Regions from separate parts of the Homo sapiens genome. Here region 2 is linked to region 1. A link is an interaction called in ENCODE POLR2A ChIA-PET data of the cell type or tissue named here. Cell type or tissue: Panc1. All regions are shown on one strand. Each heading gives the region's core, and the rest is flanking DNA. Links, peaks and the distances in the headings are about the cores only.

Evidence for each region. Peaks named below come from ENCODE experiments on the same cell type or tissue, not always from the same donor. Only the 100,000 strongest peaks of a DNase experiment are listed, where the experiment ranks them.
Region 2: POLR2A ChIA-PET joins it to region 1 with 7 read pairs; 4 of 35 experiments call an interaction of 5 or more read pairs at or near these places.

The regions. Positions count from the first base shown.
Region 1 is chr1:12,560,547-12,565,793 of GRCh38, forward strand. No RefSeq gene overlaps it. Among named protein-coding and RNA genes, the nearest start is that of MIR6730, 16 kb to the right of the region's middle. In Panc1, for the core only: no CTCF peak of the experiment used is centred there; no DNase peak of the experiment used is centred there; H3K27ac peaks cover 3,030 bases.
Region 2 is chr1:12,421,804-12,427,050 of GRCh38, forward strand. All of the region lies in intron 65 of VPS13D (vacuolar protein sorting 13 homolog D), which reads left to right. Among named protein-coding and RNA genes, the nearest start is that of SNORA59A, 83 kb to the right of the region's middle. In Panc1, for the core only: a CTCF peak has its summit at 1,062; no DNase peak of the experiment used is centred there; H3K27ac peaks cover 2,112 bases.

The DNA of each region.
Region 1 (5,247 bases), core at 340-4,339:
AGGGCCCCTTTGCTCTGCCCTCCCCAGGGGCCTCCCCTGCTCCTCACTCACCACCATGTTGGGGTTTTCCTTTTTTTTTTTTTTTCCTTTGAGACAGAGTCTCGCTGTGATGCCCAGGCTGGAGTGCAGTGGCGCAATCTCAGCTCACTTCAACCTTTGCCTCCTGGGTTCAAGCGATTCTTGTGTCTCAGCCTCCTGAGTAGCTGGGATTACAGGCACACACCACCGCACCTGCACCCAGCTAATTTTTGTATTTTTAGTAGAGACGGGGTTTCACCATGTTGGCCAGGCTGGTGTTTTTTTTGTTTTTTTTTGTTTTTGAGTCAGAGTGTCGCTCTGTGGCCCAGGCTGGAGTGCAGTGGCACGATCTCGGCTCACTGCAACCTCCACCTCCTGGGTTCAAGTGATTCTCCTGTCTTAGTCTCCCGAGCAGCTGGGACTACAGGCAGGTGCCACCACGCCCAGCTAATTTTTTGTATTTTTAGTACAGATGGGGTTTCACCCTTTTAGCCAGGATAGTCTTGATCTCCTGACCTTGTGATCTGCCCACCTCAGCCTCCCAAAGTGCTGGGATTACAGGCGTGAGCCACTGCGCCTGGCCAGCCAGGCTGGTCTTGAACTCCTGGCGTCAAGTGATCCACCTGCCTCAGCCTCCCAAATTGCTGGGATTACAGGCATGAGCCACTGTGCCCAGCCCATGTTGGTGTGTTCCGAGCCACAGCTTCATCCCACCCCAATCACATGGGAACCAGCCAGGCTTTGCAGGATACTGCTGTCACAGGCCAAACCAAGGCGGTGAGCCCATGTGTTCTGGGGGACAGCTGGGTCCTGGCTGGGAGCCGTGGGAGCCACCAGCATCACACCACGCCCTCAGAAGTTCACAGGGCCTTCTTAGATCCCATGAGCACTGGATGCTTACCACAGCCCCAGGAGGCAGGTAGGGACCTGCATCACCTCTGCTCTGCAGGTGAAAAAAGTTCACGTCACACTAAAAGTTGGCGGAGCCAGGATTTGAACCCGGGCCAGTGGAACTCCAGCGTGTGAATTTCCTCCCTCCAAATATCAGGGCCTCCCACCTCTTGGGGAGTCCCCTGGCCTCATGGTGGGTCTGGGAGAACTGGGGCACCCTGGAAGGGGCATCTAAGCACCAGGGCTGCTGTGAGTTGAGTGCCTCAGGGGGTTGTGGGGGCTGGACCCTGTACAGCTCAGAGGCAGTGGCCCCCTGGCCCAGTCTGAGCCACCTCTGGTTCACAGTGGACAGCCCTCATTTATGGAGAGCTGTGTGGTAACAAATATCAGTAAATCACATCACAGTGTGACAGCCCCACTCTCAGGGAGCTCAGCATGCCAGGGATGTCCCCAAGTCTTCCTTTTGGGTTGAGGGATGATATGGCTTGGCTCTGTGTCCCCACCCAAATCTCATATTGAATTTTAATCCCCAGGTTTGGGGGTGGGACCTGGTGAGAGGTGTTTGAATCATGGGGATAGATTTCCCCTTTGCTGTTCTCATGATAATGAGTGAGTTTCCATGAGATCTGGTTGTTTAAAAGTGTGTAGCCCTGGCCAGGAATGGTGGTTCACACCTGTAATCCCAGCACTTTGGGAGGCCAAGGTAGGCGGATCACAAGATCAGGAGTTTGAGACCAGCCTGGCCAAAATAGTGAAACGACCTCTCTATAAAAAGTACAAAAATTAGCCAGGAGTGGTGACATGCCTGTAGTCCCAGCTACTCGGGAGGCTGAGGCAGGAGGATTGCTTGAACCTGGGAGGCGGAGGTTGCAGTGAGCTGAGATTGCACCATTGCACTCCAGCCTGGGTGACAGAGTGAAACTCTGTCTAAAAAAAAAAAAAGGTGTACCCCTTCCTTCTTTGCTCTCTCTCCTGCTGCCATGTGAATATGTGCTTACTTCCCCTTCACCCTTCCACCATGATTGTACATTTCCTGAGGCCTCCCCCACCATGCCTCTTGTACAGCCTGTGGAATGGTGAGTCAATTAAATCTCTTTTCTTTATAAATTATCTAGTCTCAGGTAGTTCTTTATAGCAGTGTGAGAATGGCACTAAAATTGATACCAGACGAGTGGGCCATTGTTATAAAGATACCTGAAAATGTGGAAGCGACTTTGGAACTGAGTATTAAGCAGAGGTTGGAATAGTTTGGAGGTCCCAGAAGAAAACAGGAAGATGTGGGAAAATTTGGAACTTCCTAGAGATTTGTTGAATGGTTGTGACCAAAATGCAGATAGTGATATGGACAGTAAAGTCTAAGCTGAGGTGGTCTCAGATGGAGAGGAGGAACTTACTGGAATTGGAAAGATCACTCTTGCTGTGCTTTAGCAAAGAGACTGGCAGCATCGTGTCCCTGCTCTAGGAATCTGTGGAACTTTGAGCTTGAGAGAGATGATTTAGGGTATCTGGCAGAAGAAGTTTCCAAGCAGCAAAGCATTCAAGAGGTGACCTAGCTGCTTCTAACTGCATATGCTCATATGTGTTCACAAAGAGATGGTCTGAAATTGAAACTTGTACTTAAAAGGGAAGCAGAACATAAAAGTTAGGAAAATTTGCAGCCTGACCATGTGGTAGAAAAGAAAACCCATTTTTTGGTGTGTGTGTAGGGGAGATTCAAGGCTGTAGAAATTTGCTTAAGTAAAGAGGAGCTGAATGTTAATAGTCAAGATAATGGGGAAAATGCCTCCAGGACATGTCAGAGACCTTTGCACAGCCCCTCCCATCATAGGCCTGGAGGCCTAGGAGAGAAAAATGGTTTTGTGGGCCAGGCCCAGAGCCCTGGTGCCTTGGGACATGATGCCCTGCATCCAGCTGCTCTAGCTCCAGCTGTGGCTAAAAGGCGCCAATGTACAGCTTGGGCCATTGCTTCAGTGGGTGCAAACCCCAAGCCTTGGCAGCTTTCACGTGGTGCTGGGCTTGTGGGTGCGCAGAGGGCAAGAGTTGAGGCTTGGGAGCCTCCACTTAGATTTCAGAGGATGTATGGAACACCTGGATGTCCAGAGAGAAGTCTTCTGGAGGGGTGGAGCCCTCATGGAGAACTTCTACTATAGTAGTGCGGAGGGGAAATGTGGGGTTGTAGCCCCCACACAGAGTCCCCACTAGTGCACTGCCTAGTGGAGCTGTGAGAAGAGGGCCACTGTCCTCCTGACCCCAAAATGGTAGATCCACCAACAGCTTTCACTGTGTGCCTGGAAAGCCATAGGCACTCAACACCAGCTTGTGAAAGCAGCTGTTGGGCCTGTACTCTGCAGAGCCACAGGGGTGGTGCTGCCCAAAGCCTTGGGAACCTACTTCTTGTGTCATCGTGGCCTGGATGTGATACATGGAGTCAAAGGAGATTATTTTGGAACTTTAAGATTTAATGACTGCCCAGCTGGGTTTTGGACTTGTGTGGGGTCTGTAGCCCCTTTATTTTGGCCAATTTCTCCCCTTTGGAATGGGAGCATTTACCCAATGCCTGTACCTCCATTGTATCATGGAAGTAACTAACTTGTTTTGATTTACAGGCTCATAGGCAGAAGGGACTTGCCTTGTCTCAGATGAGACTTTGGATTTGGACTTTTGAGCTAATGCTGGAATGAGTTAAGACTTTGGGAGACTGTTGGAAAGGCATAATTGGTTTTGAAATGTGAGAAAGACATAAGATTTGGGAGGGGCCAGGGATGGAATCATATGTTTTGGCTCTGTGTCTCCATTCAAATCTCATGTTGAATTGTAATCCCCAATGTTGGGGGAGGGACCTGGTGGGAGGTGATCGAATCATGAGGGCGGATTTCTCCCTCCCTATTCTTGTGATAGTGGGTAAGTTCTCATGAGCTCTCGTTGTTTAAAAGTGTGTGGCATTCTCCCCTTCTGTCTCTCTCCTGCTGGCCATGTGAAGATGTGATTGCTTCCCCTTTGCCTTCTGCCATGATTCCTGAGGTTAATGTTCCTGAGGCCTCCCCAGCCATGCTTCCTGTACAGCCTGTGGAACCAGGAGCCAATTAAACCTCTTTTCTTTATAAATTACCCAGTCTTGGGTAGTTCTTTATAGCAGTGTGAGAATGAACTAATACAAGGGACATTTGTCACCTCCTGGCTTTTCCTCAAGTGAGGGGTGCCCATATATAGAAGCCCTCTTCACAGGCATAGACCTCTGGGTTCTTATCACAGACCTGCTTCCCCTGGAAGGCCTCTCCTGAATATCAGAGAAGACCCCTCAGGGTCAGAAGTCCCAGATGTGCTGTGGTGGGTGGGGGTTGCTTCTCACCGTAGATGACCCTCTTGTCCACAAACCACAACCATCTTCTTCCCTCTGTGCTGATTAGGACTGGGGCAGTGGGGTTCGTGTATTTGTGACCTGGCTCCTTTTTTGATCCCCACTGAACTGGGACATCCCCAGGGGCAAGGGCTGTCTGCCTCATCAGGCAGAGCTGTCCGTGTGATCAGCCCAGGAGCTTTCTGTCACCCTGGTCCCTCCCGGACATCAGTTTGGCTCAAGAAGAAGAAAGTCCATTTGTCAAAGCATTCTGTCCCCTGGGAGCAGGGCAGTGGCCACAGACTCAATTCCTGACCATTCACCAGGCCGGATAGTCCAAGCCCCTGGAATGGTGCCAGCATGGGGCTTGGGTCTGCTGCCTCCCTGGGCTGGATCCCTACCTCCAATCTGGTTTTCCTTGGGGATGGGGAGGAACCCTAAGCATGGCAATGAGGTTATTTCCCAGGACCCAAGTCCTCTTCCCAGGGTTGGCCTGCCCCATCCTGCCCCTTGGGGGTTTGGCACTTGTCACTCTTCTTTGCATGGCCAAGCTAAGGACAGAATTAGCTCTCCACGCTCACTCTCAAGGCTCTCTGAGTGCTAAACCATCTGGGAGAGGGACCAGAATGGGGCCTCCTGGGATTCTGCCCAGTGCTTTTTCTTTTGGTTCCTCTGGGAAAAGATCCAGAAAAAGACTGAAAGCTCCTGGCTGAGAGGGAGGGGGTGGGGTGGGACCAGGCCCTGCCCTTCTGAGCCCCTGGGGCTCTGGGACGCCAGGGTCCCACTCTGCTAACACAGCGATTGGTTCTCAATGCAACTGGGGAGGGCTGGCGGGGCTTGCAACTCCCAGAGTCCAATCAGACTTTAGGGATCCTTGTTGCACTCCTTTGGGAAGTCAAGGCAGAAGGGTTGCTTAAGCCAGGAATTCCAGACTAGCCTGGGCAACATAGCGAGACCCTATCTTTACAAAAAAATGATGAAGTGAGCCAGGCGTGGTGGCA
Region 2 (5,247 bases), core at 947-4,946, 140 kb before region 1:
CTGCTCATTCTGTCCTACTTTCCATCCCCCTTTTTTTGAGACAGTCTCACTCTATCGCCCAGGCTGGAGTGCAGTGGTGCAATCTCGGCTCACTGAACTCTCTGCCCTCCTGGGTTCAAGCGATCCTCCCACCTCAGCCTCCAGAGTAGCAGAGATTACAAGGATTACAAGCATGTGCCACCATGCTCGACTAATTTGTATTTTTAGTAGAGATGGGGTTTCACCATGTTGGCCAGGCTGGTCTTGAACTCCTGACCTCAAGTGATCTGCCCTCCTTGGCCTCCCAAAGTGCTGAGATTACACACTTGAGCCACTGCGCCCAGCCTCATCCCCTTCAGTATGTCTTTATCAAGTCAATATAGGATGCTTTTGATTCTGGGTACCTTTTTGATCCCATGTTTGTTTTGATTCTGTGTTTATGAATACAGATATTTTCATAATTTGTCGTGTTCTTAACAAATTATTTTCATAGTGGTTATTTGCTATTCATGTAAATTAGAATTCATTGTTCATTGTTTGCTACATGTTAATTTTACTAATAACTTTTATAGTTGTATGGTAGTTTTCTCTTTTGCTTTGTGGTATTTATTTCTACCAGGCCCAAATTTCCCAGCTCAAATTCTGCAGATCAAATTTTTGTCAAGGAGATGTGAGTTTTCTGCCACTTTTTAGTTAATGCATTTTATTCTATGTTGTTTTAGCCATTGTTTCATTGTCTTAAATCAGTTTTGTTTTTTATGAATTTGACAGAGATCTAATTTTTTAGATGATTTCTTGGTACAAACAGCATTAGTAGGAAAAGGTGTAGGAACAGGGTTGAAACACTGCACTTCATTGTGGAATACATACTAATGTATAAACATTTGTTGAGCACCTCCTGTTGGTTAGGCTTGGTGAGAGACCCTTTATATACATTGTCTTCTGTATGTTAAGCTCTATTCTGCCAATCAGGAAACTGAGAGTTAGAGAAGTTAAGTCTTCAAGGTCACACAGCTAGAGGTGACAGGGGTGGATCTGAATCCAAGTCCAGCTAATTTTGAAGGTCTTTTTTTTTTTTTTTTTCTTACAGGATGTTTTTCCTTTGTGTTTGTAAGGCATTCTTCTAGGCACTGCAGAGAATATGAAACATTAATTACTGCTGACTTCCCACCAGAAGCCTCTTATTTGATGTCACTGTGTAGCTGGTCAGTGACCACTATGGTAGCATTCTTGGCACAAAGCAGGCCCTCAGGAAGTGCTGGTGCCCACCGTCATTCTCGTGTTAGGTTGGTTGTGGCTGTCACTGTCTTCTTTATAGGCAATAAGAACCTTGGCAATTGCAACCATGGTTTTACTCATGTGATATCATTTGATCATCAGAATTACCTGGTCAGTAGCTAGATGGGCATTTTCAGCCCCATTATGTAAATGAAGAAACTGAGGCCCAGATTGGTCAGGTGACTTTCCCAAGATCAGCCAGGTCACTACAGAGCTGAGACCTGGCTCTTCTGTACTGGCATCTCAGTTCTCATTTTTAATTAGACTTTTGAGATATCACTTAACTACAAGATTTATTCTAGACATGCCTCTATGTGTTAAACAAATAAACCAAAAAAATAAAATAAAAAGCAAACCAAACAAAAAGCCCTACCTAGTCCCACAGTGAACTTTGATAACTTTTAGGAAAACTGTCTGAAGATAAATATAAGCAAGTTGAGACCGAGAAAACGAGAAATTCAGACAGTTCAGATAGTTCAGTAGAAAATCTAGCTAGGACTTTAAATACCATTTTGTTCCATTTCTTTGGTTTCTGTTTGGGACAGCAGTGTGGAGGAGCTGCTTCTTTTCGAAGCAAACCTTTCACCAGCCCTTTGTCCCAGGACACCAGATTTGGTGCCTAGCCATGATCCAGTGGAAACTGACTTTCCTGTCCCTGCACAGAGACTCTCAGCCAGCCCCTGCCATCAGCCAGCCTTCTATCATATATACTATGACCTTGTTGAGGAGAGAGGGGCCCATCTGCCTTTTGTTTAAGAAACAGCATTTTTTGTTGTTGTTTACTTTGCAGTCACTGTATTTATAAGGCTCAGACAAAACTAAGAGCAATGTTTATTCAAGGTGAAAATTTTATCTTTGCACAAAAGAATGCACTGAGTGAGTCCCTGCATGGATTCTGAAGGCGAAAAGGCAATTTATGACTTGTATCTGTTTTTGTCATTATGTATGACTGCTCCATTTTATAGTTGAGCTGATTATCCCCATAATAGCTTTTCCATGTACCTATAAGCAAGTAATAGGTGAATGCCTTCTCATAAGCATTGGGGTTTTAGTGTATTTAAGTTGGCACAAAACTTCAGGGTAAATGAAATTCACTTCAGACAGTGATCTTTCCCTTAGAGAATGTAAGGCTTTCTATTTTCAAAAAGACTTTGATCCTAAATAAGTCACCCGAGGGATTTCTTTTCCAGTCAAGAGGAGGTACCTTCGAGTTGTTGTACATAGGGAAATGACTCAAATTTTTGGCATCAGAATTTTTGTTTTATTTTCCTCTGATAATTTTGAGTACTAAAATCATTCCCTTAGTCTGAGCTCTTTTTGGTTAGAAGCAAATTTTAGATGCTGAATGACTCACCCTAACTTGGGCAACTGTCAACCATCTTGGGGGATCTAATAAAAGTGTATTTGTGGGGGCCGGGGTAGAGTGGTGTCATGAGAACTGCAAGTGACCAAAATTCACAGGCAGTCCCCATGTACCTCACTGAGCAGCCTCACGCATGAAGGAGCCAGGTGAGCAGAGTTTGCTCATGAAGGAGCCAGGTGAGCAGGGTTTAGCTTTCCCCCTTTTCCACCCTAATCAGGTAGCTCAGTAGCCAGAAGTGACAGAGCAGGGAATGAGTGATGCCACTATTGATGTCCTGTTTTTGAAACAGAAAGAAAAAGTTCAGAACTTCTTCATTTCCTAATGGTAGTTCAGTTAAGAACAAGCTTCTTCAGATTTCTTTTTTTTTAAGGCCTGAACATGTCATATTTGAGAGGAATTAACTTGATCTTCCAAAACTGGAGCCTGTGTGGTAGAAAAGTATATTCAGTTGCTAAGTTGAAAAGACAGAAAATATTTGTGTCCCCCAAAAGTAGTGGTTTTCTACCCTAGTGTAAACATGGTTTATAAAGGAATCATGTGTTCAAGCTTTCTTAGGTTGGCTGGTGACCCTTGGCATTGTGGTCATGCATCCCTTTTCTGTGATTCAGTATTCTTCACATCAGTCTTTGGCCTTTCTTGAAAAATTGTGACAAACTTTAAGTGAGATAAAATTTTCAAGACACTCACTCTGTTTGGAAGGTTCTTTCTAATTTTTTTTTTAAATTTCTTTCTACCTTATAATTGTTCTTTCTAAAAGTCTGTCTCCATCTTGAAGAAAAGCTGAATCAAAGTTTATTCTTAGGAGAAAGAGGGAATGTCTTGGTCAATATGACGGTTAAAAATCAGAAAGCAGGCCGGGCATGGTGACTGACACCTGTAATCCCAGCACTTTGGGAAGCCGAGGCAGGTGGGTCACCTGAGGTCAGGAATTCGAGACCAGCATGACCCAACATGGTGAAACCCCACCTGTACTATAAATACAAAAATTAGCTAAGCGTGGTGGTGCATGCCTGTAATCCCAGCTATTCAGGAGGCTGAAACAGGAGAATCGCTTGAACCCAGGAGGCGGAGGTTGCAGTGAGCTGAGATTGTGCCACTGCACTCCAGCCTGGGTGACAGAACAATGTTGTTTCTGTCTTAAAAAAAAAAAAAAATATCAGCGATGTGAAGAGTGTAGCCATCATTTATTAACTCCTACATGTCGAATATGGGCCTAGGATCTTTCCCTATGCTCTCTCATGTAACTTTCACATATACCCAATAGGAAGGAAGGAAGGAAGGGAGGAAGAGAGGGAGGGAGGGAGGGAAGGAGGATTAAGCCCATTTTACAGATGAGAAAAATTAGACTCAGACTCTTCAGGAACCTTGATTGAAATTTAATAATGACTCATTGGAGCTAGAAGTTTTCAAAAAAAATTAATTTGGGAGGCAGCCTCTATTTTTCCTCCACACAATGCAACTTCTCAGGTATAATCTTTTACCAAACTCAAAAGGTTGTAGAAGCAAAACCATGAGCCGTTGGAAACAACATTACTTAAAAGTAAAGCTCAAGCAGTCTTCCATTCATTCCCAACTTTAACACCTCTGTGTTGGGCCTTGGAATTTTCCAACTGTAATTTCTAAGTTTTCCGAATTAATCTTTACTATCTGGAAATCTCTAATCTAGTGTAAAAGGGTTGAAATGAGAGAAGAGGATTGGGAGATTTTTCTTCATTCAAATAGAAAATGTATGACTCAAAAGCATTTGAGTAAGCTGACGAAGCTGATGTTCCTGTTCCAAGATTTATTCAAATTTAAATCATGTGGGATGTGCAGTCCCCAGGCCTTTCCTCCCGCCTGGCCTGGGAAGCAGAGCAGAGCTTTGGACCACTTTGGTATGAGCTGACAGTGAGCTTCAGATCACTTTCCTGATGACTGTCTGCCTCTAAATGCTATGTGTTAAGTTGTAATTTCTTTAAGCCATTTCCTGAACTTCACTCCTTTAAGCATTTCTAAACAACTAGGATATCATTTTAAAATAATAGTGTTTAATTTTCAGGGCAGAGTACCCAGAATTAGGGAGAGTTGTGCATTCCCACTAACAGTTACAGGCAGAAAATAAACTCATTGTCCCCAGTAGTCCTTTTCTTTCCTTACCCTTTTCCCCTTAGTTTGTCCTATAGCTTTTCAAATTTTGTAGATTTTTTGTCTCTCAGTTCTGCTAACAGATTGGCTTTCAGATGCTTAGTGACACCATTGCTTGAATTAAGAAGCCAGAGGGAGAATGTTGGGGAGAGTGTGTTATTCCTGAGAGTTTTAAATTTAGTTCTGCAGCCGGGCACAGTGGTTCACACCTGCAATCCCAGCACCTTGGGAGGCTGAGGCGGGTGGATCGCCTGAGGTCAGGAGTTTGAGACCAGCCTTAACATGGTGAAACGTCGTCTCTACTAAAAATAAAAAAATTAGCTGGGTGTGGTGGCAGGCGCCTGTAATCCCAGCTACTCGGGAGGCTGAGGCAGGAGAATTGCTTGAACCTGGGAGGTGGAGGTTGCAGTGAGCCAAGATCATGCCATTGCACTCCAGCCTAGGCGACAAGAGTGAGTCTTCGTCTCAAGAAATAAATAAATAAATAAATAAATTTAGTTCTG